Linked DNA regions of Homo sapiens: regions 2 and 3 are each linked to region 1. A link is a loop called in an ENCODE intact Hi-C map of the cell type or tissue named here. Cell type or tissue: PC-9. All regions are shown on one strand.

Evidence for each region. A loop is a pair of places that touch in the nucleus more often than their neighbours do. Peaks named below come from ENCODE experiments on the same cell type or tissue, not always from the same donor. Only the 100,000 strongest peaks of a DNase experiment are listed, where the experiment ranks them.
Region 2: a loop joins it to region 1, with 5 times the contacts of the local background. A loop is called at or near these places in 26 of 110 quality-filtered maps.
Region 3: a loop joins it to region 1, with 9 times the contacts of the local background. A loop is called at or near these places in 86 of 110 quality-filtered maps.

What each region holds. Positions count from the first base shown.
Region 1 is chr9:37,899,430-37,907,429 of GRCh38, forward strand. SLC25A51 (solute carrier family 25 member 51) reads right to left here and starts at 4,698. Exons shown (of 3, transcript NM_033412.4): 1 at 4,639-4,698; 2 at 400-521. It also overlaps the pseudogene PAICSP1. RefSeq lists a silencer at 4,139-4,898. In PC-9, CTCF peaks have their summits at 4,991 (motif pointing right) and 5,194; a DNase peak (open chromatin) is centred at 4,872; H3K4me3 peaks cover 2,597 bases; H3K27ac peaks cover 1,945 bases.
Region 2 is chr9:37,744,144-37,752,143 of GRCh38, forward strand. FRMPD1 (FERM and PDZ domain containing 1) reads left to right here. Exons shown (of 16, transcript NM_014907.3): 16 at 246-2,761. The coding sequence ends at 2,626. Among named protein-coding and RNA genes, the nearest start is that of TRMT10B, 5.7 kb to the right of the region's middle. RefSeq lists an enhancer at 1,747-2,248. In PC-9, CTCF peaks have their summits at 3,198 (motif pointing right) and 3,406; a DNase peak (open chromatin) is centred at 3,178.
Region 3 is chr9:38,359,095-38,367,094 of GRCh38, forward strand. The region is part of intron 1 of LOC107987065 (a long non-coding RNA gene); the gene reads left to right. All of the region lies in intron 3 of LOC105376040 (a long non-coding RNA gene), which reads right to left. Among named protein-coding and RNA genes, the nearest start is that of ALDH1B1, 30 kb to the right of the region's middle. In PC-9, a CTCF peak has its summit at 4,122 (motif pointing left); a DNase peak (open chromatin) is centred at 4,167.

The DNA of each region.
Region 1 (8,000 bases):
GGAGTGCAGTGGTACAATCATGGCTCACTGCAGCCTCAAGCTCCTAGACTTAAGCAATTCTCCCAGCTGGGACCACACACGTGCGCCACCATGCCTGGCTAATTTTTCACTTTTTTGTAGAGACAGGGTCACTCTGTGTTGCCCAGGCTGGTCTGAAGCTCCTTGGCTCAAGCAATCCTCCTGCCTCAGCCTCCCAAAGTGTTGGGATTATGGGCATAAGCCTTGGCACTCAGATAAGTTTTCAGTTTTAATACTATCTTCACATCAAGTGCCAGTGTCAATGTTCCACTGGCTTTGTAAAAAGAATATGTGATTCCCCGCCCCCCCACCCCCATCATACTGTAGAACAATTTAAATCTTATCAAAATGATGTGTTCCTTGAAGTTTAATTGCATTCACCTGTGACATCTGAGCCTGGAGTTTGGCAGGATGATAGCTTTGTGATAATGTTCCCAATTTCTTCCATTGTTATTGTTCTGTTAGGTTCTCTCTTCTTGAGTCAATTTTGATAACTGGATTTCCTTAAAAAAAAAAAAATTCTGGTTTAATTTATATAGCCTTTTTTTTTTTTTTTTTTTTTTTTTTTTTTGTAGAGACAGGGTCTCACTATGTTGTCAACGGTGGTCTCAAACTCCTGGGCTCAAGTGTTCCTCCCACCCTGGCCTCCCAAAGTGTTGGGATGACAGGCATGAGCCACTGCTCCCAGCCTATTTTTATTTTTAAAGACAGGATCTTGGCCAGGTGTGGTGGCTCACGCCTGTAATCCCATCACTTTGGGAGGCCAAGGCAGGCGAATCATGAATGAGGTCAGGAAATCGAGACCATCCTGGCTAACACGGTGAAACCCCATCTCTACGAAAAATCCAAAATTTAGCCAGGCATCGTGGCACGCACCTGTAGTCCCAGCTACCTGGGAGGCTGAGGCAGGAGAATTGCTTGAACCCGGGAGGCAGAGGTTGCAGTAAACCAAGATCACAGCACTGCACTCCAGCCTGGGCGACACAGCAAGACTCTATCCAGAAAAAAAAAAAAAAATGACAGGGTCTTGTTCTGTCACCCAGACTGGAGTACGGTGGTACGATCATGGCTCACTGCAGCCTGGACCCCTGGGGCCTCAGTCTCCTGAGTAGCTAGGACCACAGGCGCATGCCACCATGCTTGGCTAACTTTTAAAAAACATTTTTTTAGCAGAGAGGGGGCCTTGCTATGTTGCCCAGGCTGGTCTTGAACTCCTGCCTTGGCCTCCCAAAGTGCTGGGATTTACAAGCCACTGCACCCATCCAACACTTGCTGTTTTAAAAAATTACTTCTAACCTGTGTACTTATGTTCCCTTTTTTCTTGAGCAGGGTTATCAGTTTATCTAATTTATAACCTTACCACTCCTAGCAAAGCAGCAGCTTGTGAATTACCAATCTTACTATTTCTCAGTTTTGTTTTGTTTTTTTGAGACAGAGTTTTGCTCTGTCACCTGGGCTGAATGCAGTGGCTACCTCGCAGTTCACTGCACTTACTGCAGCCTTGACCTCCTGGGCTCAAGCAATCCTTCCACCTCAGCCATCTGAGTACCTGGGACCACAGGCCCGCACCACCAAGCCCAGCTAATTTTTGTATGTTTTGTAGAGACAGGGTTTCTCTACGTTGCCCAGGCTGGTCTCAAACTCCTTGGGCTCACATCATCTGCCAGCCTTGGCCTCCCAAAGGGGACTACAGGCATCAGCCACCATGCTCACCTAGTTTAAAAAAAAAATTTTTTTTTTGAGACAGAGTCTCACTCTGTTGCCCAGGCTGGAGTGCAGTGGCGCAATCTTGGCTCACCGCAACCTCCACCTCCTGGGTTCAAGCGATTCTCCTGCCTCAGCCTCCCAAGTAGCTGGGATTACAGGCATGCCACAATACCCGGCTAATTTCTGTATTTTTAGTGGAGACGGGGTTTCACTATGTTAGCCAGGCTGGTCTCAAACTCCTGAGCTCAAGTGATCCAGCCTGCCTTGGCCTCCCAAAGTGCTGGGATTACAGGTGTGAGCCACTGTGCCTGGCTTATTTTCTTGTAATTCTTAAGTGAGACAACTATTTTTATCCTTTATTTCATAACTTGACTGTTTAAGGCTGTGTACTTTTCTTTGAGCAAAACTCTTATTACTATTTAAGAGAGTTGGCATTTTGTCTTAACTATGCTTGCTAGTAAGTGTCCCAAAATCTTCAGTGAGTCTAGTGTTGTTATTCACAGTAAAAATAAGATTAAAGGGAAAAAAAAGGTTCCAGAATATCATCTGTTCCCTCTCTCCTCTCCCTTTCTTAATGTACAGAGTTTTGGGGCTTAATATGATTAACTTCAAGATATGTTCTAGACACTGAAGTCTGTTAGGGTATTGAGTTTGATAATTATTAGTTCTACTACATCCTTACTTTTTACTGATTCAGCTGATAGGTATGAGTTAAAAACTCTTATTAGTACACTTACAAGCTAAGATTAATCAATATTTGAAGTCCTAAAACTTAGTCTAGAAATGCTTGATACCTATGTAATGCTTTGCACTTCTTCAGTTTCAGAATTAAACAATGTTAAATCAACAAGAATATTTAGATTAATGTACATGATTACATGATATTGTGACAATTTATGAATGTCAAAACCATTTTATTTTTACATACGGAGCACACAAAATATTTTAAATTCTAAAGTCACCACCTACAAGCTGTTTACACATGCTCCTTGACAGTACAAGCCAAGTTATTTGTGTACTTGAACAACAATAAAAATTTTGTCCATGTTCACTTTTACTGGAATGTTACTTGTATTACTTTCTGAAATTTTGCAAATAAAGGTTAGTTTATTTATGACTCTGTGTGAGAATGGGGACTGTTATTAAACAAGCAGAAAACTACAGCTAACAGAAGTTAACCATTTATTGACCACCATATCCAACTATTTTAAGAACATTACTGTACATTGAGATTCTCAGATTTAAAAAATAGGCCTAGATGGGGGAAAAAATGTTATGAAACCCTCCTGGACTTTACAGATTTAAAGCTTTTTCTCTAGTTTAATCCTACACACCAGGATGGTGTGAATATGTTCTTAATTTAGCAATAGAAGGATAATGTGCACAGCATTATTTGGTAGTACAGTTTAGACTTTTGCATGTTTACCTATACTGTGAACATGGTTAAATTTCTTTGCTAAACTGATCTTTATATTTTTATTCATTAATGTGGATAATTCTTTGCAATTTATTGCAAAATTTATTTACCATAACTTTACGCTTGTTTGCTACGTAAAACTATCTCATCATAAGGGAGCAGTTAATGAACTTGATTTTCAAGCAACTACAAGTGTCAAGCTTCTGTGACTAAGAAAACAGTGTAAAGTCTAAAACCTTATTATAATTTACAGCCTACATGGATCAGCATGATACAGATATGATCCTAGCACAAAGGTCTCTGCAAAAACTGGGGAGAGGGTGACTCCAATTCTCAAAGGATGTGAATTTCCACTAGTCAGCAGGTCTGAGTCAGCATTCAGAACAAGATCAGCCTGGGTCTAGTCCTAGTTACGACACTAGCTTGCCAATATAAAGACAAAGCAATATCTGATTTTAAAATCCACTGATCTGAGTTTGCTTTCATTTACCAAACGAGAGATCAGATGAGTCAACTCCTAGCTTGTTTTCCCCTGAGATGCGCTAAGGGTGATTCCAGTTCCAAAGCGGTAACCTGTGCTCTAAACCACTATGGGACCTCAAGAGTCCTAGCACCTTTTGATCCTATGGAATCCTTTCAAAGCACGGGCAGAGGCGGCTCAAAATGGCAAGGTCACTATACATTTCAAGGGCTTCTGTTTCAGAGATTACAAGTAGAGAAAAACAGAAGGTGGGAATTAAGATCAGCTAGGTAGAGCTGTGAGATGCAAAACAAAGGTTTTGCAGGAAGTTGAGGTGCTGACATACTCCATCTAGCTAAACTGAACACCAAATAATGGATGGAGACTAACACCACCAACACCATCGTCCCCGAAAATCCTTGTACAAGTGAGCTTCCTACAACGCGATGCAATATGCTGTCGCAGAACAAGCACTGCCAGGCTATGTAGCTGAACTTACCGTTCTCCAGGCGTCCATTTCCCCAACCTGTGAAAGGCGGGGAGGGGGTTGGACAAGATCACTAAGTCCTCTTCCGTTTCTGACACTTCACAGTCAGGGGTCCCGAGGTGAGGCCGAAATCCCAGTCTCCCGGGACGCAGAGGCCCTTGCGCGGTGCCATCCCCGCTGTCCCCCGGGCGCAGGCAGCTCCCGGCTCCTCCCCGCCCCTGCGGTTCCTGTGCACCAGGGAGGTGCCTCCCCAGCCCAGGGCGCGCCCGAATGAAGGGACAGCGCCTTCGCGGGAAAGGTCGCCCAGCAGCCGGACAAACACCCGCGGCAGGCGGGGGAGCCCGGAGCCGAGGAGGCTCAGAACTGATTCCGCCCGCGCCGCCTGGGTGGGGCCCGCAGGGACCGGGCCAGGGCAGCCGGAGCGCGCAGAAGACAGGGATGGGCCCCCAGGGCGGCAGCCTGCCCCAGCGGGCCCTTCAGCGCGTTTCCCCTCCCTCCAACCTCATGCGAAGAAAGCCCGGTGCTTCCCCACGCTCGTCCCACACTCACCCATCAGCGCCGGCGTCCCGCAGGACGGCTAGCGAGCCGGGGCCCGCGCAGGCGCAGACTGTGACCGACCCCGAGGTTGGGGCGCAGCGCGACGCGCTGGGCGCTGTTGGGGTCACGTGAGGGAGACACCGCCCCGCCCCGCCTCCCCTCCCTCGGCCCGCGGCCCGCCAGATGTCGCCAGCCTACTTCTCCTGGCCGCAGGCCGCCGCGGCGGGGCAGGTAGAGGGCCACGCCAGCACACCTGTCAGGATGCGGGCTCCGCTAGCCACCATGCTTCACCCTTGATGCCGTACGGTGGCCTCAGCGTGCCAGAAACAGCCAACGCGTTCTCTAGCGCGCTGCCTGCAGGGGGCGTCTGGGCATTGTCGGTTTTAGGGGCCTTGTCGGTTCTGCGGGGCGAGCGCCTTCGCGGAAAACTCCAAAGTACCCTCTGTGGAGCCTTGTTGAGTATCTTCAAACCTTCAGAGGGACCTTTTATCAGCGACCCATGCCGCAGTTTACAGAAGAACGCTTTGTGCGTGCTTTGGGACGTATGGATCACTTTTAAACTTTTTCCTTTGAAGCTCAGACAGCTTGCGGGGGGCTTGGGAGGAGCGCTGCCCGGGGAGTTAGAAGGCTTGGGTCAAAGTCATAGCCCTCATACTTCTTGAGAGTGACCTTGGGTGAGTCGCTGGACCCTGAGCCCCAAATCTCCGTCTGAAAAGTAACCCATGCCTTGTATGCGTCCTCGGGCTGTTGCAGGAGTCTTTGGAAATGATGGTTCTGACTCTGAGTTGGAAACTGGAACGCACACAACAGATGGGAGGCGTTGAAGGAAACAGAAAGGTCGGCCTGAGGGGAGAGGCGTTTCAGGAGGCTTGCGGATGTGTGAAGTGTGCGCACTGTGCTTGGGGCGAGCCCAAGCAGTAACCCCACCCGAGTGAAGCGTTCTTGGGGGGATCGGCTCCGGGTGGGCGACGTTCCCCGCGTGCCCCCTTCCCCCGAGAGCACTTTGTAGACACTGACTCCAAAAGCGGGTCTGGTCTCTGCCCAGCCCCACTTTGGCTGGCGTGCTTAGGTGCCTCTCGGGAAGCTGGAGACCACCCTCCCCCATTCCAGCAAACGCTCCATTGAGGAACCTACTGCGTGCCAGGTCCTGGGGAGCTTAGCGTCTGATGAAGGATACAACAACAAAAGACTGGAAATTCAGAAGCATGAGGGGACCTCCCCCCTCGAGGGAGAACCAGAGATGGCTTCACAGAGCAGACGTTTGAACTGGGCCTTGGAGGATGGATGAGTGGAATTTGGCCCAGTGGAGAAAGTCATAGCAGCAGGAGATAAGATTGTAAGGGTCAGGTGGTGGGGCTGGATAATGCGAATCTTGACTGTCAGACACAGACACCTGCCATCTAATTAGTACGCGAGGGATAAATTTTGGACTCCGCAGGATAAGGACAAGGCTACACAATGGCTTAGAACAGTTAATCGGGCAACAGTTGGAAAGGGCCTTTGCCTCAAAATTATGTTTGCCCTGTCTTGTGTGAATGCCTATTCAGATGCATTATTTGAAAAATAAATAAACCAGGCAGGCATCCAGCGTGTTCATAAGCATAAATAATTAATTTCAGATTAGAATGGAGAGGTTATTCTCCTGCGGTAAAACCTGAACAAGAAGGAAAAGACTGAAATTAAACACACAATTGGGGCACACCAGACTCAGAAAATCCCAGGCTAACGGGAAAACTGAGGTCTGGAGCTGAGCCCAGTCTGCTTCTTTTATGCTGCTGCAGGCCACAGCACAGTCCTCTGCCCCTCCAGCTCTTAGTTCCTTGTCAGAAACCCCCAGGCCCTTCATTGGCTCTTCTTGGGCATATGAATGTTGGGGATGAAAACCCTCTATTTTTGGATACCAGATCCATCTTAAAGTTAGCCCTTCATTTCTGTCCTCATCCACCCATTCCTGCATTCCATACCTCCAACCACTAGGTCAGCTGCCAGATATCCTCCAACCCAGCTGTGATCATGTCATCCCGCAGCTTAAAAATCTCCAATGGTTCCCCCTTGGTTCCCTCTTGGTTCCCCCAGTAAATCCAAACTCCTTAACTCGGTGCACGGGGCTGTCCTGTCCTGGCCCTTTTGCCAGTCTGTCCACCTCAACCCCAACTATATTCTGTGCTTTAGCCATATGCAGTCTCAGTGTTTTGCAAATCCTGTGTTCCTTAAGCCTGTTTCCCCCTTTCACCACTGATACATGTTAGCCCTTCACCAAATAGCCCTTCAAGGTCCTTTTGCCTCCTCTCCCTCCTAGAAGGCTTCCCTGATCATCTCAGGCAAAATTGACTGTCCTTGCCCCTGCCTTCCCATGCCCCAAAGTTTGGGGCGCTTCTGACATCCTGTCCTATGTTGTAGTCACTCATGACAGTGTGATCTTTCCCACCGCCAGCTCATGAGGGCAGAGCTGTCTGGCTTTTTCCTGGCTCTCCAACTCAGTGCTTGGCAAAAAGGGCGCCTAGGAGATGTTTGCCGAAATGAAATGCGGGTGGAGAGCAGAGCTGTTGGAAGGCAGGGCCTGGGTTCCTGGGGGAAAGGGCCATAAGAAGGTTGCTGGTGGATCTTTGCTTAATCACCCTCCACTCCTCCCCTCAAAAAATGCTTTCTAGAAGGTTGTCTGGTGCCCTCAGACTTCATTGGCTCTTAGGTGCACGAAAACAGCCTTACGCAAGCTGTCAGTGGAGTATCAGCTACTGTGAGTGACTATCTCTGCCACTCCCCTTCACACCCCCAGTACCAAATGGCCAAGGGCCAGCCAGCCCCTTGGTGTTCCCTTCCCTGAACTTGCTGCATTCTTTTCACGTCCCCCAACGCTTGGGTATTTTTTGTCCTCTGTGCCTAAAAGGTCTTGCTTGCTTCATAACAATGTCCTGTTCCTCCTGCATGGCTCAGTTCAGAGGCTTCTGGTCACTGCTGCCCCATCTGAACTCACTACGTCCTGCTGCAGAGCCCCTCAGTGCTGTCAGCCCCACCCTCCCTTGCCCCCACCTCAGGTCCTTGCAGTCTGTCCCCATGGCTGGTCTGTGAACTCCAGGACCTTCTCCCTTTCTGCTTCATTCATGTCCAAACCTGCTCTGATCCAGCAACTCACGTGCATCTGTATTAATAACATATAACAGAGACCCAGGGTTTACCCTGCCAGCCTGGGAGATTGTTTGTTCTCTTCAGTTTATTCATTCATTCATTTTAATGGTGGTGGGGCCCCACTGAATCAGTGATTCTTAGCCCTGTTTCACATTAGAATCATCTGGGAAGCTTTGAAAACAAAACAACAGCCACCCCCCGCCCCACTCCCCGGCCCCATTCCCCTGCCCCAGAGGTTCTGATTTAAT
Region 2 (8,000 bases), 160 kb before region 1:
CACGCCACTGCACTCCAGCCTGGGTGACAGAAAGAGACTCCGTCTCAAAAAAATAAAAAAAAATCTGTCACAATTATTATCCCCATCTTTCAGATGAGGAAGTTGAGGAGATCAGGATTGAACTTGCTCAAGGTTACACAGCCTAGCCAGAATTTAAACCCAGGAAAGCCCAAGGCCTGAGCCCAAGCTCTATTAACCTCTTTTTTTTGTGCTTTTTAATGTATTTTTTCTTTCCTGACTCCCAGGGCCCAGAGATGTTTCTACTGCAGAACCCAGTGCCACAAGCTTGCAGAATAAGGCCAGCACTTCTAGCCCTGAGAACAGCCTGCCTTGTGGGCCAGATGGAAGACAGCCAAGCAGGAGGGGAGGGGTGAAGAAATATGCCAAGACCCTGAGGAAAAGAAGGTCTTTCCTACAGACCGACTACACCTCTCAGGTCTCATTTCCCCTGGTGCCATCAGCCTCCCTGGAGAGTGTAGACGACGTGTGCTACTATGACAGGGAGCCCTACCTGGCCCTTGGTGCACCCTCCCCAACTGTGTCCTCTCTGCAGGACATGCAGGGTGAGCCTGGCCTTCTGGAGACCAAGGCCTTGGGGCTGCTGGCTCCTCTGAGGGAGACCAAGAGCACAAACCCAGCCTCCAGGGTCATGGAGATGGAGCCCGAGACCATGGAAACCAAATCAGTCATCGACTCTCGAGTGTCTTCTATTTCTGCCATTCGCTTCCGGATTGACCCCAACAATAAAGAGAATTCTGGTGTTGTCCCTGCTGCCAGCTCCTCAGCAAGCACTCCTCACTGTTCTAACCCAGGTTCATCTGGCCCAGATACTGCTCAGGCAAGGCCTTCCCAAATCTTACCTCTATCTCAAGACCTGGATGGGATTGCCCCCAAAGAACCAACCATAGAGCATGGAGACAGCTCCTTCTCCCTCTCCAGTGGTGACCCTAACCCAGACAGAGCCTGCCTGGCCAGCAACCCAGGACTAAATAATGTCTCTCAAGGAGACACACTAGAGCTCCAGTTGGAGCCCCATGTCCAGTTGGAAATGGGATTGGAATCTTTTTGTACAAATCATATACAAGAAACTGCCCCCAAATACACAGAGCCTTTGTTGTCTCCTAGAGATGAGCCTAGAAGTGATGAATGTGGAATAAATCCAGGAGAGAAGATAGCTTCTATCCCTACAAAGGAAGAGCCACAAGGACAACTATCTCTGGAAAGAGACAGAGAAGTTACAAACAAAAATGGCACCAACGTATTTCAGGAGGAGTCTAGGAAGGATTCAGGTGACTCCCCGGGTGATGTGTCAAATAATGTTTCACAGACTCTTGATATTAGCTCTCCAGCTGGTAAAATAGTAACCTCCCTTTCTTTAGATGCTCCTGTAACAGGGACCGAGCAGATCCCACCACATCCCCCTAGAGACCCTCAAGGACAGAGCAGAGAACCCCCAGGGCAAGGCTGCCAGGCTCAAGAACAAAAACTATTCGTAGAGTTGGATTTAGACCCTGATTTCTTTCTTGGGAAGCAGACAGTTTCACCAGCCGTCCCTCCAGAGGGGATCAAGGCAGAGGCACCTAACCATGTGACAGGGCAAGATATAGCCCCTAGGGACAGCCCTGAGTGGGTCTGTTTTAATCCTGAGCCTTCCCTGCCAGAACCACTACCATGTCCACAAGAGGATCCTCACTTAGAAACTTCAAACCATTGCTTACTCTCAGAAGGCAAAAGTGACAGCTCTAGCATCTGCCTTTCTGCTGAGAAGTCTTTTCTGTGCTTTGCCCCAGAAAGCCATCCTGAAGTCTCTGCCAGTCTCAGGGTGGCCACATCTTTGGGTTTTGCAGGCATGAATGAGATGGTGGCTCCCAGGATAGGGATGGACCAGTGCAGCTGTCAGTTCTCCTATGCCACATGCTTCCGTGGCCCGCAGCCTGAGACAGAGGAAGAAGACAGGGACTTGGAAGCACACCCCATGGCCCCCCTCACCTCACCGCCCTCTGCGGGAAGCCCGGTGGTTCTGCCCTGGAGGCCTGCCCGAGCCCACAGCTGCACCACCGCACCCCTGTCGAGGAAAAGCCACATCTGGCCAGAGTACTGCTCCAGGGCACTGAGACAGCTGAAAGCCACCCCTGCCAGCACCCCTGAGGGCTTCATCCAACTCATGGAGAGCTTGCTGGAGCTACAAGACATTTTAGAAACTTCCTGGGGGGTTGGAAACAAACATCCCCCAGAGAAGTGCACCTGGCACTTTACCGAAAGCCGGAGCCGCCTCTGCATGGGCTCCCAGAAGCTCCTGTCGAGCTGTCGGCATGTGATCAGAATGGACCAGTCCCCCGAAGAGATGCAGGGGGCCGTGCGTGACACCTTCCAGCACCTGGTCCAGCTGGCCGGCCTGTGCTTTCAGTTCACAGACTGTAGCCGCTGCTCCGCCCGGCACAGGGAGGCAGCGGGGAACCTGAGGGATGTGGTGTACACCTACCATCAGTTTATAGAGGCTGCTAAATCGACCTGCGAGAGAGGCTACCACGACCTGAGTGTGAAACTCCTGGCCCGTCAGTGCACGGCCCTCACGGCCGCCGTGTTCTGTTTGACCCAGAAGTTCCGGGCATCCACGGCCCTGTAAACAGGTCAACGGCCCAAGGGCCTCCTGCCCTGTCCTGCCTTGGACACTTCCCTGAGAAGCCCCTTCCACTCTCCCACCCACCCTCTTCAAATGTTTACTATATAGAGTATTCAAATAAACTGCTGCTTAATCTTGGCCTGAGTCATAGAGTTTGGGTTAAAAGCATTCACTTATATTCGTTCAACAGACATTCACTGGATACTTCCTTTGTGCCAGGCCTTGGGATTTACAGATGAGTAAGACAAGTCTCTCCCCCTGGTCAGGATGCTTACAGACTCTCTAGGCACAGATTAGTTAGATCACTATCAGCAAAGTGTTTATCATAAAAGGAGCGTACCCAAGGAGTGTAGAAGCAAAAGGAATACTCAAGAAGGCAGGGGTGAGGGAGAAAGGTGGGGGTCACTGAAAAACAGTCTTGACTTCTCATATCACACTTATTTGGCAATAACCTTTGCAAATAGGAGTGAATACCGGTAATATTTGATAGACTTCGACCTTCACAAGTTATGGTTTGCAGCGCCTGCACCAGGAGGCCTGGGATTCTTGGCTGCCCCACTGCAGCAAGCATAGGTTGCCACTAGGTGGCAGGAAGTTCTTTCATTGCAAGGCCACACATGTGCTTTATCTGAAATTGATTGCATCCCTGAATCTTGCACCTTATTCCTGTTTTAAATATATAAAAAGCCGAACATTAAAGCCTTGAATTAGATTTGCCTTTTTAAGAAAATTAAAGCAAAAGAAATATATTGGATACCTTTCTTACCCCAGTTGAGCCAGTTAATCCCAGTTCATCCTGGTGGACCTTAGACAAGCCACCTAACCTCTCAGTGCTTTGGTTTTCTTTTCTGCAAATTGGCATACTAATAGTGCCCATTTTATGGGATAGAAATCCAGCAAGTACTCAATCTAGTAGATGATAAATGCTAGCAATAACCCTCAGCTCTTATGGACGTCTCTTCTAGTCTGAAACCATCCACTGTATTTTGTTTTTAGACCCCAGGGAAACTGATTTTAAGCCTCCCTTGGGGTGCCTCTTTGCCTGGCTTCTCTGTCCAGGCCAAAGGTGGTTTAGTCACTCACCTTAGGCTATTAGAGTTCGTTAAAGGAGTCCCTTGTCCCTCTGGTGCTCCTGACCAGTGTGAGCTCAGTGCTGCCGCTGTGGCTCTTCTCTAGGGCTCCTTCCCTCCACCCAGCAAAAGCAGGAACAGAAAGGAGAGTATGAAGTCACACACCTCAGCTCTCTCCAAACAGAAGGAAAACAATACCTGAGAGAAGACGTGAAAAGGCATCCTTCCCATCTCCTGTTACCGATAACTTGTTGTTAATAACTAGAAACCAGTTACCAGTACTTGTGCCAGGAAAAGACGTATTTTCTTAGAGGCCTGTTTCTTTTCATAGGATACTTTGAATAAAACTTAAATGAGGCTCTTGAACACAGATTGGAAGCAATTTCATGGCAATGAAAAATAGGAACTACAGGGCACCAAAATAATAAAAATTGCCTAATGTTAAACAAGACCTGAAACTTTTGTCAGCAGAAAGCTGTGAAGAGGTAAAAACACAACCTATGTGTTCACAAGTTTAGGGGAGGAGCTCGGGACTTCACTCAACAAGAATTTTTTTTTTTTTTTTTTAGATGGAGTTTCACTCTTGTTGCCCAGGCTGGAGTGCAATGGTACGATCTTGGCTCACTGCGACCTCTACCTCCCAGGTTCAAGCGATTCTCCTGCCTCAGCCTCCTGAGTAGCTGGGATCACAGGCGTCTGCTGCCATGCCCAGCTAATTTTTGTATTTTTTTAGTAGAGATGGGGTTCCACCATGTTGCCCAGGCTGGTCTCGAACCCCTGACCCCAGGTGATCTGCCCACCTTGGCCTCTCAAAGTGCTAGGATTACAGGGGTGAGCCACTGCACCTGGCCTCAATCAGGATTTGAATCCTGGCTTTGGCCTGTGTTATCAGGCATTTCTCTGGGCCTCAGTTTCCCCATCTGGCAAAAGGAAATAATACTCCTTTTCATTTAATGAGGGCCTAATATGTGGCAGATGTCTTATTTAGATACCTTGAATGCATTTTTCTAATACAGCCAACACCCTAGAGATTGTTGAATAATATATATTCAGCATTATTGTGAAGAATAAATAATCATGGAAGGCACAAAGAAGACTGAAGCTTCCAGCTCAGAACTCAATACATGTTTATTTCCTTTTTCTTTGGTTCTCCTCCCCTCAAATTCATTAACTGTCTTGAGTTGCTACTGTATGGAGCTGCTATTTTTCTCTACAGTTCCCATGAGGAGAACTAAGTCCCAGAAGTGCTGGGAAACCCTTCACTGTTTGTTGAAAAGCTAAAGAAGCAGGGGAAATTGCACTGTTTAGCACTTTCTTTGAGTCATGCAGCCTCCAACATGAGATAGGCAGAATGGGGACTTGCTACCCTGAAATGCAAGGGTCAATTGTTTAGTGACTAAGAAACGATGGGACATTTACACCTTTCCTTCCTTTTCCCACCCACCATCACATTGGCTGATTCATTTCTTTCAACAAACATTCATGGGTTGCCCATGCCAGGTGATGCCTGATGCAGCATCATCTGCTTGATGCAGAATGTAAATAATTGGGGAAGAATCTTATTATATTTTGAAAAGCTCCTGAGAGAGATTAGGTGACACGTGAAGATAGAGGCTTACAACATAAGGCGCGGTTCACTCGGCCTCCAAAGAGAACAGATAAGGTGCTGTGAGGAGTCTAAGGAGAGAGAAGTCATTTTGGAGTGAGGGGCAGAGTAGTAATCAGGGAAAGCTTCCTGCAGAAATCAGCATTAATTAAAACTAGCCTGTCAAGAAGTATTTATTGAGTATCTACTGTGTGTCAGGTCCTGGATCTGATAGATAGAATTTGGATATGTCAAGAATGTAGAAAAAAATCATTCATTTATTGTCAACAAATATATACTATGCAGTGGCATTGGGAATACAACCACGAACACGGCAGACATAGTCTCCTCAAGGAACTTATAATTGTAGGAAAGACACAGAAAAAAAAATCCATTACTGACTGAGAGGTGATACAAAGAAACCAAGAAAAGATGCCAAGACAGGGATAGAATGAACCAATCTTGCCAAAGTGATCGTCAGGAAAGGCCTTTCTGAAGAGGGAATGCTGAAGCTGGGGCCTAAAGTATAAGAAGCCAGGAATGGAAAAGTGAGAGAAAAGGGAATAGTATTTGCAAAGGCTCACAGTGTGTTTGAAGCATTTCAGGATCAGCGCAACTGGAACATAGCAAGCTGGAGGAAGAGTGATAGGAGATGAAGCTGGGAGGGGCATGCAGGAGCTGGGTTGTATAATACAAGACCTCGGGCAGGGGGTTAGATTTTACATCAGGAGAGACACATAATCATATGGCAAACAGATGGAGTGGGGATTGGGGAAAGCAATGAGACCAGCTAGAAGGTCTTTTCCTCCCACTGGAAAGTGGCTATGAGCTTATTCAGAGGCAAAGGACACAAGAGCGGTGGCAGGGAGCGGAGGAAAGTGTTCAGTATGGCTCAGTGTGAGGCGCAGGGACTGGTAGGTGTGGTGTGAGCTAAAACCTGAAGGCGTCATTGAAGATCATTTAAGCCATGGTGCAAGCCCCACTGGGGCATTTCAGCAGACAGTCGGAAGCCAGGGCCATCTCTGAGCAGAGCAGAGATGTTAAAGCTGGGCTTTAGAAAAAGCCTTATGGGAGGGCCAGGCGCGGTGGCTCACGCCTGTAATCCCAACACTTTGGGAGGCCGAGGCGGGCGGATCACGAGGTCAGGAGATCGAAACCATCCTGGCTAACACGGTGAAACCCCGTCTAAAAAAAAAATACAAAAATTACCCGGGCGTGGTGGCTGCCTGTAGTCCCAGCTACTCGGGAGGCTGAGGCAGGAGAATGGCGTGAACCCGGGCAGCAGAGCTTGCAGTGAGCCGAGATCGTGCCACTGCACTCCAGCCTGGGCGACAGAGCAAGACTCCGTCTCAAAAAAAAAAAAAGAAGAAAAAGCCTTATGGGGTGGAGAGTTGGGGGGGTGGGAATGAATTTTTAGTGTTAGTATTTTAAAATCGCAGCCGGGCACGGTGGCTCACACCTGTAATCCCAGCAATTTCAGAGGCCGAGGCAAGCGAATCGCTTGAGCCCAGGAGTTCAAGACCAGCCTGGGCAACATGGTGAAGCCCTGTCTTTTTTTTTTTTTTTTTTAAGAAAAAGAAAAAATTTGTAAAAAAAAAAAACAAAATCGTCCTGGAAGCTGATAATGGATGGATTGGAGCATGGATTGGGGATGGCTGGTAGGTGCTAGAGGAGCTGTGGAAAGAAAAGTCCACAGGGGGGAATTGTTGGGCCAAGGAGGAATCCAACCAAGCTGTAGTTTCTTGAACGGGAGATATTTCGGGCTCATTCAGGTTGGAGTCTCTCTGAATGGGTGAGACCTCTTAGGACTGCAGGAGTGAAGGAAGAGTGGCTGATAAAGAGGCCAAGGCTTGGGCAAGCCGCTTCGTGTCTCTGATGGAGGAAGAAGAGTGCCCAGGGGCTAGAATCATCCTGGTCAAAGCCCTGATATTCTGTTGTAGGCTGGGGCAGTGGCGAGGGAGGTTGTGTACTCAGGAAAGGGTTGTGTCAGCTCGAGGGCTCTGCTGGCTGTGGCAAAGCCTGGGGAAGGGCAAGGCTGTGGGATGATGGGCCGTCCAAATTTGGTTTCACCTGTTAACGAAGGGGAAAAAAGGTGCTAGACTCAGTTAATCTCCAGAATTGGAAGGGCCTGGGAGGGGAAAGATCTAGTTAGGTTAATAGAGGTTTTTTTACAGATGCAAATCCCTCCCGCACCCTCAACACAAAACAGCTTTGCAGGGGCCATTTCAAATTATGGCAATGAAACATATTTTGGGGTAAAAAATTTTTGTTTTTCTGTCATGTTGAGAGGTGACAGAGTGATGGCAGCCCTCGCTCGCTCTTGGCACCTCCTCGGCCTTGGCGCCCGCTCTGGCCACGCTTGAGGAGCCCCTCAGCCTGCCGCTGCACTGTGGGACCCCCTTCCTGGGATGGCCGAGGCCGGAGCCGGCTCCCTCAGCCTGCCGGGAGGTGGGGAGGGAGAGGCACAGGGGGAACCGGGGCTGCTCGCAGGGCGCTTGCGGGCCAGCTAGAGTTCCGGGTGGGCGTGGGCTTGGCGGGCCCTGCACTCGGAGCGGCGGCCGGCCCCGCCGGCCCCAGGCAGTGAGGGGCTTAGCACCCAGGCCAGCAGCTGCGGAGGGTGCGCTGGGTCCCCCAGCAGGGCCGGCCCACCGGCGCTGCTGTTGATTTCTCGCTGGGCCTTAGCTGCCTACCTGCGGGGCAGGGCTTGGGACCTGCAGCCCGC
Region 3 (8,000 bases), 460 kb after region 1:
AGAAGGGTGCTGAGCAAGCTGCCCCCCAGTATCCACCTCTGCAACCTCCTCAGTCTACAGAGCCAGCCGGGGGTGGGGCCAGCACTCAGATCTGCCTGGCTGGGACCCTGAGCCCTCCTCTGGATCACAACGTCTCTGTGATCTGGGGGTACAATGGTGTGAGATGAATGATTCAGGATAACCTTTCTGATGCGGGGAGAACAAAGTGTCCCTGCTACGTCCTCCAGAAAGCAGAGTCAACACAGCCGAGGGAGTACAGTCCAGAGATGTGAGGTGCATGGGAGGGAGGCAGGATGGAGGGAGAGCCACAGTGAGGATGTGCTTTTTTTTTTTTTTGAAACAGGATCTCGCTTTGTCACCCAGGCCAGAGTGCAGTGGTGCGATCACTGCTTGCTGCAGCCTCAACCTCCTGGGCTTACGTAAGTCTCCTGCCTCAGCCTCCTGAGTAGCTAATTTTTAAAAATTTGTTTGTAGAGATGGAATCTCACTGTATTGCCCAGGCTGTCTCAAACACCCGGCCTCACACCATCCTCCTGCCTTGGCTTCCTGAAGCACTGGGATGGCAGGCATGAACCACTTATCTGTTCTTGGTGTAATTGCTCCCCCTTTCATGGAGGGCTAACTTAGAGTCAAATCTTCACTCTGTGATTCCATCATCCACAAAGCCCAACTTTGACTAGTTGGGAGTAATCCCACTGAAGAGGTGCCAGTGGGAATGTGTGGACTTCTCCTGAGGCCTGGGGGTCCCCAGGGCTGGTGGAGGCAGGAACTCCACACTAAGGCACTGAAGAACCTGAGATGTCCCACGGCTGAGAACAAGAAGAGTCTGTAGGCTCGGGCAGGGCAGAACCAAGGGGACTGGGGCCAGGAGGAAGGCTGGAAAGAGGAGCCCAATCCCAGTCCTCTAGGTGGTGATCTGCGGCACAGCAGGATCAAAAGAGGAACAGAGGCCAAGGGCACAGGACATCTGGGATCCAGGCCCAACTTGTTCATGGCTCACTGTTTGCTGTTGAGCAGGCCCCTTCCCCTCTCTGGACTTGTTTCCCCACTTGTAAAACAAGAACTAGCTGGCCTCTAAGATCCCCCTCCAGCCCTGGAATTCTGTGGGTTGATGAGAAATCTCCCATAGTTAGCAACTGCTCCTGCACAAACCCACAGTCACATGAAGATGCAAGCAGATTGTTCTGTATTCACTTGGGAATTAATACCCTGAGTCAGTCTCTTTTCCACCAAGTGCTTGCCGTTGCCTTTTCAGATCTCCACACCAGAGCCACGAGTTCCAGGTAGCTCTACATTTGACACAATTTCTCACCATGCCAAAGAAATCTCTTCTCCCAGGCCACAGCCAAATGGAACCATCTGCACCATGAAGCTGAAGATAAAGCCGCAGAAAGATTGCTGTATTGTGAGTGGAGAAGAGGTCAGAAACAACCCTTCAGCCCAGGGAGCCAGGGAAAAGGCTGGGGTGCCAGGCCTTGACCACGATGTGGGTCAAAGGGAGGGATGGCCTGCCTCCCCTGAAACTGTCCCTCCTCACAACAACCCCCAGAGTTATGTGCTTCTCCCCCATTCTGGAGGTGAGGAAAGTGAGACTCAGAGAGGTGAAGTCCCCTGCCCAAAGTTACACAGCCAGTGACGAAATCAGGCTTCAAAATGAAGTCTGTCTGGCTTTCAGCTCTGGTACATGACCTCCCCCTGACACTGATCTGTTTGTAAGCATGCCCCCTTTAGTGGAGTCTCCCTTCAGGGGCAAGAGCTGGGTGGACTCAGCTCTTATTGCAGGGCTCATAGACACACAACAGATGCTCAGCAAATGCTGGTGGAGCAAAACTGAACAGAATTTCCACTAGCGCCCAGACACTTGAAATTGATGGACAGGTGATCTCCCATTCGGGCCATGTGTGTGTCATCTGCAATGGCTCCCGTGGAGTTGAGCAGACAGGAAAAGTGTCTCAGTCCCAGCAGGAGGCACAAGGTCACACTCTTGGAAGGAATTAATAATATCCAAGGAATTCCTCTGGAACAGTGGGGGGGAATAAAGGTTCTTCAAAGAAGGCCTAATAGCAAATTTTCTGGATTTTCCAGCTAATTTGAAGGTACCTACATGGAACATTTTCTTGTCAGAAAAGATTTTAAAATACATTCATTCAGCGTGACATGATAATTGGGCCTGGCTGCCTGATGAATGCCTTTTATCTATTCCTGAGCTATTGTTCGCTGGTATTGAGCTGATGGGCTGGAACCAGCACTTTGTTAAATGCACAAACAGAGCCACTTGCAATGATTCCGGTCACCAGAGGCAGTGGGGTGTCAGAGGTGCAGGGAGCTGGTAATGATAGTGTCAGAGGAGGAAGGAACTTTAGCGATTAGAGAAGGCAACTTCTTCACTGTATACCTAGGGAGACCGAGACCCAGGGATGAGCAGGGAGCCGCTATGGGGGTGGCAGAAATGGGACTTGGACCTGGGTGTCCTGCCCAGACCCTGAGCATCCTCCCCTGCCTTCTGAGGATCCTGTGAAGAGAGGCGAGCAATAAACAGCGTGTGTCCATGCAAAGCTGCTCACACCCCCTGGATCCTCTGCTGGAGTGTGCTCCACTCGCACTTCATGGCAGGGCTTGGCTGCCAAGCGGAATGCATTTCTGACAGCTGACTTTTCTCAGCTCTGCAATGTTATTATAGAGTCAACTGTTTTCATAGGCCCTTTTCTCTCTCTCTCCTTTCATGTTTTCCTTTATTTTAATGTCTTTGTCTTATCAAAGGCAAATTTCCAGGCCTGGCCATCTGATAATCATTTGCAAAGTCTCCATGTTTCTTTATCATCACCCTTTCTGAGAAGGAAGGACTTGTTTGGACCTAACAATTCTTCAACTTCACATAATTTTTTGGTTTTATCTGAATCTGAAATTTCTCCACTTTAAAAAAAAAAAACAGAATCTCTTTTAGAGTAGCTCTGAGCCTTCCATGTGTTAATTAGGTGTTTGCGAAACTATGGTTTGGGTTTTCTGCTTTGTCAGAGCAGGGCTACTATTTTTCTCTTAAAAGACTCAGTACATTATTAGAAATGCCTTTCACTAACATTTAACAAATAAAACAGTTCTATAGGGACAATGAAGTTGACATTTCCATTGTTTTCTTTAGAAAACACCACAGTGTTAATCATCCCTCAAGGGATTGCATTTTTTGAACAAGTGAAGTAGCAAAGGCCCAGGCCAGGGAGTACACGTATGTGCACACGTGTTGGTGTTTAGCCACGGATGCATGTCTATGTTTTTATGCTTAAGTCTGCATGTCAGAATGTGTATTCATGACACTCTGCATGTGGCTGTTTGTCTGCCAATGATAATCGGCTACATGCATGTATGGATTAATGGTCTGTGTGCGTGTGTGTGTGTGTGTGTGTGTGTGTATGTGTATGTGTGTGTAGATGAACCTATGTAAACCTGTGTGTATCTGAACATATCTACCATGTATGTGGATATGTGCTTCGTGCACCTCTGTGTGTGTGTTTTATGGCACCGTGACTGTATTCATGAGTACATGTTTGCGTGCGTACTTGCTCGTGTTTATGTACCTCCATAGTCATGTATCACATAATGAAGTTTCCATCAATGACAGACCACATATGCGACAGTGGCCCAAATTATAATATGGTATTTTCACTGTACCTTTTTTATGTTTAGCTATGCTTAGATACACAAATACTTACCATTGTGTTACAATTGCCTACAGTGTTCAGCACAGTACCTGCTGTACAGGTCTGTAGCCTGGGAGCAATAGGCTATTCCGTACAGCCTCAGTGTGTAGTAGGCTCTGCCATCTAGGTTTGTGTAAGTTCAGTCTACGATGTTCACACAAAGAGGAAATTGCCTAATGACGCCTTTCTCAGAACGCGTCCGTATTAAGTGACGTATGACTGTATATAGATATACACATCTATCCGCATATGTGTGACTGCTATGTGTGTGATGATTTGTGAGTCTGTGTGCATCCATATGTCTGAACATAGGCACACGTGTGTAGATATGTCTTTGTCCATGTTTCTCTACTTCAGTGTTTGCATGCCACGCGGATGCTGAGTTCTGTGTTCAGAGCCTCCTATAAACACGTACACAGTACCCTCCAGTGGACATCAGTGGAAAGCACCTTCAAAAAAAAAACAAAGCCAAAAAAAGGCAGGATCTGAATCGCTTCCAAATTCAATACTGGTTTGTCATCAGACGCAGGGTGAAGTTTTCAGGACGGTCCTTGAGAAAACCGGGGAGGGTCATGCTTCTGGAGTGGACACACACTTAACAGTTTTCCCTATGGAGGTCCAGCCTACCGGCAGCTGCTTCATGATGCGGGGGTGAGAGGACAGAGGCAGGATCACTGGGTGGGTCTGTGAGCCAGGAGGGAGGAGGTGGACGACACGCATTAGACCATGGTCAGGAGCAACTGTACTCAGAGCTTCCATGTTTGCTGGGGCCCTGCATTCTCTATTGCCCCAGTCGGGCCCAGTTCCAAGAACATGGAATTCACATTCAGAGCTATGCCCTTCATGCACCACACCAAGTCCCACTGGTCTGGGAAATAGGATCCCTTCACCCGAAACGCTGTGTTGATTTCCTGTGGCTGTTGTAACATAGTGCCACAAACTCGGTGGCTTCGTGGAGGTCAGAAGTGTCAATGGGTCACCAGGGCTGGCACCCTCTGGAGGCTCCAGGGGAAGCTCCATCTCCCTGCCTCTCCAGCAAGGTGATCTGCATTCCTTGGCTGGTGGACCCACGTCACTCCAACCTCTGCTTCTGTTTGCACATCCCCTTCTCTGCCTCTGTCTCTCCTAACTCCCTCTTTCCCTTATAAGGATCCTTGTAATTCCATTTGGTCCACCTGGATAAGCCAGATAATCTCCCCATCTCAAGTCCTTAATCCCATCTGCAAAGTGTCATTTGCCACGCAAGGCAACATTCCCACGTCCTGGGGATAAGGATGTGGATGTCTGGGGCGCATTATTTGGCCCACCACAGGTGCCCATCCCAGAGTTCTGTGTCTCCCTGTACAGTTCTGTATGCGTTGGGACTAGCAGGACTTGAGACACTGGTGCCACTTATGGCAGGTTTACTCGGTGCCTGTCATTGCACCTGACTATGCACTCTGCCATTTGGTCCTCGCAGCTTTCCTATGAGGTAACTGGGGCTTGGTAAGGTGACCTAAGGTGCCAAGGCACACAGCTGGGAAGTCATGGAGACAGATTTTGAATTTAGGATTGTCAAACTTCAAAACCATGATGACGTGGTTTGGATATTTGTCCCCGCCCAGATCTCCTGTTGAAATGTAATCCCCATTGTTCGAGGTGGGGCCTGGTAGGAGGTGTCTGGGTCGTGAGAATGGATCCCTCCTGGCTTGGTGCTGTCCTTGAGATGATGAGTTCTCTTAAGATCTGTTTTTTTGTTTTTGTTTTTGAGACAGACTCTCGCTCTGTCGCCCAGGCTGGAGTGCAGTGGCTTGATCTCGGCTCACTACAACCTGCACCTCCCAGGTTCAAGTGATTCTCCTGTCTCAACCTCCCAAGTAGCTGGGATTACAGGCACGGGCCACCACTCCCGGCTAATTTTTGTATTTTTAGTAGAGACCGGTTTTCACCATGTTGGCCAGGCTGGTCTCAAACTCCTGACCTCAAGTGATCCACCCACCTCGGCATCCAAAGTGCTGGGATTACAGGGATAAGCCACTGTGCCTGACCGAGATCTGGTTTTTTAGAAGTGTGTGGCACTTCCCCCAGCCTTGCTCCCGTTGTCACCATCTGAGACACCTGCTTCTGCTTCTCCTTCCGCCATGATTGTAAGCTTCCTAAGATCCTCACCAGAAGCCGAGCAGAGCTGGGGCCATGCCCATTCAGCCTGCAGAACTGTGAGCCAATTAAACCTCTCTTCTTTATAAATTACCCAGTATCAAGTATTGTTTTTATAGCAATGAGAGAACAGCCTAATATACATGCCCTTCTCCATTAAAAGACATGGTAACAGGGCCAAATCCCCATTTTACCGATTAGAAAACTGAGATCTGGAGGCAGGGCATTTGATGATAATTTGACATAAATAAATGCCTTGAGAAAAATGTATACATATGTCCTTTTAAGGATTGCTGCCATAGATAAACCAAGCAGTCATGTGAGATCCGGGGCATAAGACTTTTTAAAGTTAGATGTATTAAGGTTTTACATATACTAAAATTCACCAGCTTGAGGTATACAGATCTGTGAAACACACACAGCCTTTAACCACCACCATAATCAAGACATAGCATATTTCCATCACCCCAAGTGCTGCTTCCTGCCTCTTTGTAATCAGACCCCTCTTTCCACCCCAACTCCTACAATCCTGGTCTATTTTATGTCCCTTTAGTTTTATCTTTTCCAGGACATCATAAATGGAAGCATAGATGGCCTTTTAATTCTTTTTTAAATTAAGGTATTCTTTACATATACTAAAATGAGGTATTATTTGCATGTTGTATTTACATATAATTTACATATAATACAATGTATGCTTTTTGGTATACAGTTCTGTGAGTTTTGACACATACAGTCATGTGACCACTACATCAATCAAGATACAGAGCCATGCTATCACCTCAAAAAATTCCCTTATGCATGTGCCTCCATCGACATCCTTCTCCCCATCCTGGCAATCAATCATCTATTTTCTGATCCTATAATTTTGCCTTTTCCAGAATGTCATATAAATAGCGGACTACAGTATGAAGCCTTTTGAGTCTTCCTTTTTATTGCTGAGCAGTATTCCATTGCATAAATGCACCACAGTTTGCTTATTTATTCACCAGTTGAAAGACATTTAGTTTATTTCCCAATGTGGCAATTATGAATTATTCTTTGTGTTCACGGCTGAATTTGCTTTGATAATATTTTGTTGAGGATTTTTGCATCTATATTCATAAAGAATTTTAGACTGTAGTTTTCTCCTTTTTTTGGAGAGTCTTTGTCTGCTTTTGGTATCAGGGAAATGTCAGCCTTATAAAATGAGAAGTGTTTCCTCCTCTTCTATTTTCTGTAAGAGTTTGTGTAGAACTGGCATTATTTCTTCCTCAAATGACTTGGTATTAGAATTCACCAGTAAAGCCATCTGAGTCTGGAGTTCCCTTTGTTGGAAGCTTTTCAATCTTAAATTCAATTTGTTTAATAGATATAGGGTTATTGTTGTTATCTATTTCTTCCTGAGTGAAGCTTGGGTAGTTTGCATCTTCCAAAGGATTTGTCCATTTCATCTAAGCTATTAAATTTGATTATTATAAAGTTAAGGAGAAGTCAGTACTGAAATAACCAAACACATGAGTGAATGGCTCACCTAAGAAGACCATAGAGAAAAAAGAACAGAGATTCTGGGTTTAAAAATTACTTGAAATTCATGAAAAACTTTATGCTTTTTTGAAATGAAACAGTTTATTTAAAAGTACAATTATGCACAAGGATGTAAAGCAAAGTCTTAATATAAAAAATTGGAAACCACATAAATGTCAAGGAAAGCAAATATGGTATATTCACTTGATGGAATATATGTTATTCAAATTGTGTCAAAATATGCACAGCAAAATCTAGAGAGAAATACACCCAAATAGTAGTAGTTTTTGAGGTTTTGAGTCTATGGAGTTGCTTATTTCTTCTTTTCTATATCCTTCAATAATACTTTAGTAATATCTTGATTGATTATAAGCTTTCTTTGACTCATTTTTCTACAAATTCATTTTTTAGGTCATCAAAATTTATACTTCTAACCCCATTTTTCAGTGGACACAACTGAAAATAACGTTAGTCACTCAATAGCACATTCTCCTGCTGGTGGTCACCCTTGGAAAGGAAGCAGCTCATCATTCAGTCTCTCCTAGGTACCTGGCTTGATGATATTGCTGCAGGGCAAAGAGCTCACTCGCCATCAAGGGTGGTTTGTTTGCAGTGTAGCCACATCTCCTCTCTCCTGGGGCCTGACTCCTGCCACCACTGCCA